Linked DNA regions of Homo sapiens: region 2 is linked to region 1. Evidence: chromatin loops called from intact Hi-C (ENCODE). Cell type or tissue: natural killer cell. All regions are shown on one strand. Each heading gives the region's core, and the rest is flanking DNA. Links, peaks and the distances in the headings are about the cores only.

Region 1 (3,806 bases), core at 574-3,073:
CCGTGGGGGTAGGGGCAGGGCTGGGCTGTTTCCGGTCCATCTCGACATCCCCCGCTCTGTCCTTGGCGTCAGGCTCATCTCCAGACAGGCAGAGCGTGATGCTCTCTTCCTCATTCTCTTCACTGGGCGGCTCACTTTTAATCTGCCCCCTGGCAAGCCCCGGCTTGAGGCTGTTGCTAGAGTTATCTTCCCGGAATGTGCTTGCAAAACCTGAGGTACTGTGTGATGATGCATTATAGACATTCTTGGTACATGCAAGCTGGTATTTCTTGTATCTGGGGTACTGCGTTAACGCGTCCTTTTCTGAGCTCTCCTTGGTGTCTGTGGGCACGTCAGGCTCGGGCAGCAGGGCTTCTTCCTTCTCTGCTACGGGGATGGCGGCGGCCTCAAAGCTGATGGGCTCTGGAAGCATCTGGTCCCTGGGGCAAGCCATCTTGGCCGTCTCTGAATCCATCGTCTCCTCCTCTTCATCCTCCTCCTCTCCTGCAGAGTTCTCGCAGTCCTCGTGTGGGCGCTGGCACGCAGCATCCTTCCGGCACACAAACAGGCCATCCTCACTGTTCAGGAGCTGGGTCTGCAGGAAGCTGAAGCAGGAGTCCTCCAGGTTGTGCATGCGCAGGAACTCAGCACAGCGGATGACCTCGCGGATGTTTTCTCTGCTGAGTAACAGCTTGGCAGTGTAGGCAAACTGTAACAGCGGCCCAAAGCCCCTGGCTGTGACCTGCAAAACAAACAGGGAAATCGCCAACATTACCATCAGCACTGCTATTGTCCCGAATCCCTCAACTGAAGCAAGATAACCAGACAGTGCTAATGTCCCAGAATAAAGACTGCAAAGGGGCAGTTAATCTTGTAGTACTGGGTCAGCAATGATTCTGCTTCCAATAATTAGTGCCTGTCTCGTGCATGCCACTGTTGTACTCCATCACAGCACAGGCAGAATTGAAAATCACCAGGGTCAAGTGGCTAAACAAGATGACAACGGGTTCAGTGTTTACACTAATGAAATATCCTGGCAAAAATGCACGGTGACAATGGGGAGCCTATTAATTTCCCTCCCAATCAGTCCTGTTGAGAGCCATTCTACACGAGGGGGGAGTGTTGTGACACTTCTTGCAGCTTGCTGGAGCCCAAGAGAGCCTTAACGTTTTCTTGTCAACCACAAAAATGGCAATGTGACCCTGCAAAAAACTAACTCCAGGGAGTTGTAAAAATAGGTTTTCCTCACTTACAATGTTAAAAGAGACATTAAAACAACTCCTGTTTTGCTCATCCATCACAGTTTCTACTTGAGACTTTCGGTCATCATGTCTACCTGATCTTATGATGATGATGATCTCATTATCTCACCAGAGATGACAACAATCAAAAGTGGTGTGCTCAAGATGAAATCAACCCCTGGCCCATAATGAATGGGGGTTGCAGAGTTAAACAAACCGGCTCTCATTTAAATGGTTGAAGCTGCTGAGTGGCACAGGGTATGGGCTATTCCTTCCCTAATTATTAGCAGCAGCTTTGCCATGCAGCTGTCTTTTTTTCCTGGTAAATCTTCAGGGGCTAAGCCTACTGTCATTTGCTGCTTATCTGTTATATTTTACAAAGATTGAAAGTGTGCTATTTATGCACAGCTTGCATATGCACACAAACACGTGTGTGCCCACACGCATGCCTGCTCACACACAATGACTTAGACAATTAAGAATATGTTGCCTAAGGCCAATTGTTTTTTCAGATGGAAATGGATTAAACTTGCTGGTGTTCATCAGGGTAAGCTTCCTTACCCTGCACATAAAACCACACATCCTCTAGGTTCTTGCAAGCACTGCTGACCACACAGGAAGGTGACGCATGTCTACAAATCCTGTACAAATCAAATGAAAGCAGCAATCATGGGGTCCTTGCTAGAGGCTATGGTAGCAGTGATACAAAATTTTAGCGGGGGGAGTGAGTGCACAGCAAGGTGAACTGGTAAACTTTGTAGCTGACTTCTGTGTGTATTAAACTCACCGCAGCATACAGAGCCAAAATTCTTGCAAGGACCTGTAATTGATGTTCAAGATTCAACCTGGACATTCACTCCTTTGGGAGTGCTCTCCAGTCCTCTTAGAGAGAATGAATGACATTGTCCTCTCAGCTCTCATAGCCAGATGAGGAGACGTGCTGGATTCTCCAGGGCAGCACTGATTTCATATCATTGCATTCTTTCCAGTAACGGAAATTTCTTAGACATGTAACTGAACGGGATTTTAATTGTTAATCTTTTTAAAGTACTCAAGTAAGATTCCACATTAAATTTTTCTGTCAGATGATGAGTCCAGAGATATTTGGTTAAAAAAACAAAACAAAAAGCCATGACTGCTAGACCCACATTATAAATTCTATATGGGCAATCAGTGCCATCTCCCTTTTATTATACCTAATTGTGCCTGTTTCTACCATAAGACAGCAAGCTCCTTCAGATCAGGAATGGTTTTGTCTGTCTTTGTAACCTTGCATCTAATCTAACCTGGGGTCTCTCACATGGTAAATACTTGTTAAAAGCTTGTATGTTACCAAATATGTCATGAGTCAAACTGTGTCCTAACATACTACTACTGTGTATGCAAGGTGACAACACAGTATGTTTAGAGAGTGTTGTCTCAAGTTACTTTTGGAGCAAGGCATCATGTAAACCAACTAACTGAACCGATCAACTGATCAAAGGCAGGCAGGCAAGGGTCTTTGTTTGCCCCGTGTCACAGTACCAGTATTAAAAAGGAGGTCTGACCGACACTTTTGTATCCTGCTAAGCTGACATGGTAATAGGTTCAGCAAATGTAGTACTGACAATACATCTGTTTTATGTCCTTTTCTTCCAAGAATCTTTAAAAGAAAGTAAAAAAGCAAGGAAATGTGTATTTATAGGTAACTGAAGAAGATGACAAGAATGTCACATGACCTATTCCTTTACTGCCACATGGCTCCACCACAAAGAAAGAAATGGTGAAATCAATGCAGAGTTGACCCCTGCCCTCGTAATGATCCTATGCTCCTCTGTAATGTGCCAGTTGCCAAAAGGGTGGATAAGACACTTCTTGAGTTTTGGCAAAGGTGCTCACTATATGGGAAATGTAGGAAACTAATTTCAATGCTATTTATACTGTTCACACAGTTTTTCTTTTTTTTTTTATTATTATTATGCTTTAAGTTTTAGGGTACATGTGCATAATGTGCAGGTTACATATGTACACATGTGTCATGCTGGTGTGCTGCACCCATTAACTAGTCATTTAGCATTAGGTATATCTCCTAATGCTATCCCTCCCCCCTCCCCCCACCCCACAACAGTCCCCAGAGTGTTCACACAGTTTTTCTCATACTCCCATCCTTATCACCATTTTTTTTTTTTTTGATGCTGTAGGTCTAAGTAAGTCTTACCACTATCTTCCACTGTGGCCTCTTGTAAAGAAAATTTCTAAAGAAGCCAGGGACATCCATGGGGATCTGTAGATCAGGAAGCAGTACTGGGAGTCACCCTCTGCCACATGGCTGCAAGGAGCTGGAGAAAGCATCTCCGCTCAGGGACGAGCTGATGCTTAAATGTATGAATTGGACCAAGGAGGTGAATGAGCAAAGTCTCCACATCACAAATCAATGGCACTCCTTAGATCACTGAGGCTTAGGAAACTTCCTGAGCTTGAAATGATCGTCATATGGTCATGAAAGAGTCATAGATAAAAAATCTGGTTTGTAAACTGTCACTTAAGCCCAAGGGCAGAGGAAATGGTGTCCTCACCATGAAAGTTCAAGAGCTCATAACTAGCTCT
Region 2 (3,806 bases), core at 834-3,333, 230 kb after region 1:
AGACTGCTATAAACAAATGTGCATGTATGCATAGAGCCTGATAAGTCAATGGGGGGAGACAGACACGGAACAGCCAACCAGCCTGAGGAAATATGCAGAGCCGGGTGAGCTTCCACTTTAGGTGAACAATAGCTCTGTCTCGGAAACAGGTCTGGATGGGCTGGTGAACAGTTGGAATGATCCTTTGACTTTTTACACATTAAATGTCTGTTTCAGGGGACCGAAAGCTGGATTCTCAATTTTCCAATTATCCTAATATTATAAAATCACTAAAATGGTGTTTTAAAAAAATTCTTAATATGTAAAACATGCAAAGATACATTAGGTGAAAAAAGCACAGGGCAAAACTGCATTTATAGAACCCAATTATGTAAAATATATAGATACATTTAAGATGATACATTAAAAATGTCACTAAAATATAACACGATCTTTTTGTGGTTGTGGGATTATACATGATTTTTGTTTTTTCTTTCTACTTTACTTTCCAATTTTTCTAAAATTAACATATATTATTTTCATAGTTAAGAAATAAGGTTACTTAAATTAAGAAGAAAATTACCTGTGGATGAAACGACATCTGATGATGGGTTATGAGGGTTGGGGAAGGCCAGAAAGGCATAAAATAGAACCAACCACGTTTATAAAATGTTAAATTCAACTGGTCTTCACGTCTACACACATTAGTATCTTCTGTCTTACACTGTAAACTCCCAGAGAGCAAAGGCTGTGTCTAATTCTGTGCAATGTCTGGCTCAATTAAAAATGTAGACAGAATATAATTTTTATGATGATTACGCAAATGTAGTTGGTTCTTTTTCACTCTGGCAGCCAGTTTAGTGTTACTGATGCTTGGACAGTGACACAGAATAAGAACATACATTGTTTTCCCCCTTTAAAATCATAGTGTATTAATAGGCTACTTTTAAAAAATTTTTTTGCAGCATATACACTCATAGAAGAGACCGATCCTCTACCATATTTAAAGTAGAAAGTAAAACAGTACTGTAATTTTCTCTGTTTTAGCCCATTTCCATGTTATATAATGAATGTAATTCCAAGGATGAGCTTACAGTTTGATTTCCATATTAATTCAATTACTGGACTCGCCACTGACTCAGACCTGGAATTAATATAAAATACAGGGAGACACACACAAAAAATGTTCCACTTAAGAAACCAAAACAGCCCTAAGTCAAACCACTCTTACAACACTAGAGTAATATCCAATGAAGCGGCTTCCATTTACAGTGTTTTCCAGACCCCACAAAGTTCTTTTCAGAGTTCTTATATTCCCTAAAATATAACCAAGGTTACTGTAACTTTTGAAGTCACTCTCAAGATGTACCTATCAATAAACAGTAGCTTTTTGTTTTTTTAGTACGGTGGCTGTAAGAAGTTACAAATGACTGTCAGTGTGGTTTCAGGTGGTATTCTTATTAGAAATTTAAAACACGGTGTTATCAAATTTGGCCTAAGTCTGTTCCTTTCAAGGTTATCGTAAAATATGCAGGAAATGTGAAATCCCAAGTGCTTATTAAATTAAACTGGAGAAGTCACTTTTTGAGAGCTCGGTCCTCATGCCCCTCCCCTGCCCCCGTGACAATGGTAGCATTTACCAAGTGCTCTCAGCAGGTGCTGAGTGTTAAGTGCTTCACTTGCATGATGTAACATAATACTCAAAAGAGCTCTGGAAGGTAAGCATTTCTATCAGTATTTTACAGATGATAGGTTTAGGAAAAGGTTAGGGACCTTGACCAAGGTCTCACAACGCCTCTGTGTCAGAGCTGGAATTTGAACCCAGGTCTGATAACTCTCAGAGTGCAAACTCTTAACCACTAAGGACTTGTTCACTTCAGAGGGCTAATTAAGTGTGAAATCAAAAGCAATGAATAATCGCAATTATGCCACTTTTAATTTGAGTCTGTTGCATATACATAATTGGTCTTCCTCTATATTAAGAAGGATGCCCTATAAAAAATTAGAAATTCTGCCAACAAAAACCTCCTGAGGGAAACTAAGAACATCTACTAAATAAATAAATCAAGTGTCTTATTGAGAACACGGCAATACTGAGAGGCTTGGGTGTGGCCACCTGACAGATCTGGAGGAAACCTAGAGGCAAAATGTACCGAATATTCTATTGCACAACAGAATCTATCTGTGGAAAGCACCCCCTAAACGGAAGTATCTGTCAAAGTAAAAATAAATCAGGGTAACAGCATCTAAAAAATATATTGTGAGTGAGATGCATACTTCTCTCATTTACTATGGTACACGAATATACTTAGTTTAATTGTCTTGTTTAAAAAAGAAACAAACAACTTTTCAGCCCAATCTATAAAACTCTGACAAGGACTAACATCACCGTGCAGTCATGAAGCAGGGCGAGCCAGCTGAGGCTTTTGGTAGGGTCTTCTCTGCAATCTGCTTCTACTATGTGATGGGTCACCAGGAGCGCAGGCTCACTGAGGACTCTGCTTTGCATGATGAAGAAATCATCTGGATCTGTTCACAGAGACGGGTCATTCCACTCAAACTCATAAAAGCCAGGCTGACAGATTAACTGAAATGCTTATCAACCAATCTGAGAACCAGAATTTCCCAGAAGAGCAGAGGATTAGGATCAGATTATTCTGTTTTTTAAAAAATTAAAACATTTCCTGAGCACCTACTATGGGTCAGGATCTGTCGTAGGCACTTTTACATTAGTGGTTTCATTTAACTCTCACAACCGATCTTTGGTGTGAGTACTTTTTAAGTACATTTTAGATAGAGGCTGTGGCCTGGAGAGGCAGAGGAACTCTGCTGAGGTCATGCAGTTAGAGGAGCAGCAAAGCTCCCAGAAGAGCACAAGTGCCCCAGTGCTGAGGCTACGGGTCTCACTATGCGGAAAATCACAAAGTTCAGAAGGTGCTGGCAAGGGAGCCCAGTGGTCATAGGTTGCTGTCATCAAGCCTAAAGACTTAAAATGCACTGGTGACATATGGCTGCCAGTTGGGCTGTCATAATCAGGAACATCCCTAAAACTTTCAGGCTCCCCAACTCCTTTTGGTGACTGTCATACAGACCAGCAGCCAGCTGTTTGCTTTTGATATAAATGTGTTCTAATTTCTAAAATGTAAAGTTTAATTATCTACATTTATTTTATTTTATTTTTCCTGATAGAATGTCAGTAGACACACCATGAATTTGTATAGAATGTCAGTAGACACACCATGAATTTGTTTAAGTGTGGGTTAACTTATGGGAATTTTATACATAGCTAACTTCAGTCATTTTTCTGTTGATCTGTGATAGTTTCAGTTTCAAATGATATTTTCTGCCACTGTTCCTTGAAATTCAAATTTTGAGGGTGCTCATTATTTGGTACCCGGGCACTGATTTATTCATATCTATTAAAATACATATATAAAAACAAAAATAAAACACGAAGAAAAAAAGAAAAAAAATACATATACAAGTATACACGGTACAAAATTGTGTGCCATACTGTGTACTCATTCATGACCAAAAGACACTGATCATTTGTAAGCTTATTCTAGTAAACTGAATAAAATAATATAGCTAATATTTTATACTTACTTTTTCTGCTCCTACTGAAAAACTGGACATCTTAATAGTTACTTCATACTACCAATCTAGTAATAAGGTCTGGTGGCCCCAAAATGAAAAAAAAAAAAAAAAAAAGCGAAAGGGGACTGAGTATTTACGTTTTTTAGCATTGGATTAAAAAAAAATAAAAAACAACATCAGTTTCCAAAGGCTAGCTCTGAACATTTTGCCTCCTCTTGACCTTAAATTGT

What was found. Hi-C counts contacts between places; a loop is a spot of excess contacts. Peaks named below come from ENCODE experiments on the same cell type or tissue, not always from the same donor. Only the 100,000 strongest peaks of a DNase experiment are listed, where the experiment ranks them.
Region 2: it touches region 1 in a loop (4-fold over the local background); 20 of 110 quality-filtered maps call a loop at or near these places.

What each region holds. Positions count from the first base shown.
Region 1 is chr6:89,951,142-89,954,947 of GRCh38, forward strand. BACH2 (BACH transcriptional regulator 2) reads right to left here. Exons shown (of 9, transcript NM_021813.4): 7 at 1-721. Among named protein-coding and RNA genes, the nearest start is that of GJA10, 59 kb to the left of the region's middle. In natural killer cell, for the core only: no CTCF peak of the experiment used is centred there; DNase peaks (open chromatin) are centred at 1,250, 1,340 and 1,840; H3K27ac peaks cover 1,553 bases.
Region 2 is chr6:90,185,090-90,188,895 of GRCh38, forward strand. The region is part of intron 4 of BACH2 (BACH transcriptional regulator 2); the gene reads right to left. LOC105377890 (a long non-coding RNA gene) reads left to right here. Exons shown (of 2, transcript XR_001744258.2): 2 at 1-424. Among named protein-coding and RNA genes, the nearest start is that of BACH2, 110 kb to the right of the region's middle. RefSeq lists an enhancer at 1-391. In natural killer cell, for the core only: no CTCF peak of the experiment used is centred there; DNase peaks (open chromatin) are centred at 2,122 and 2,832; H3K27ac peaks cover 1,744 bases.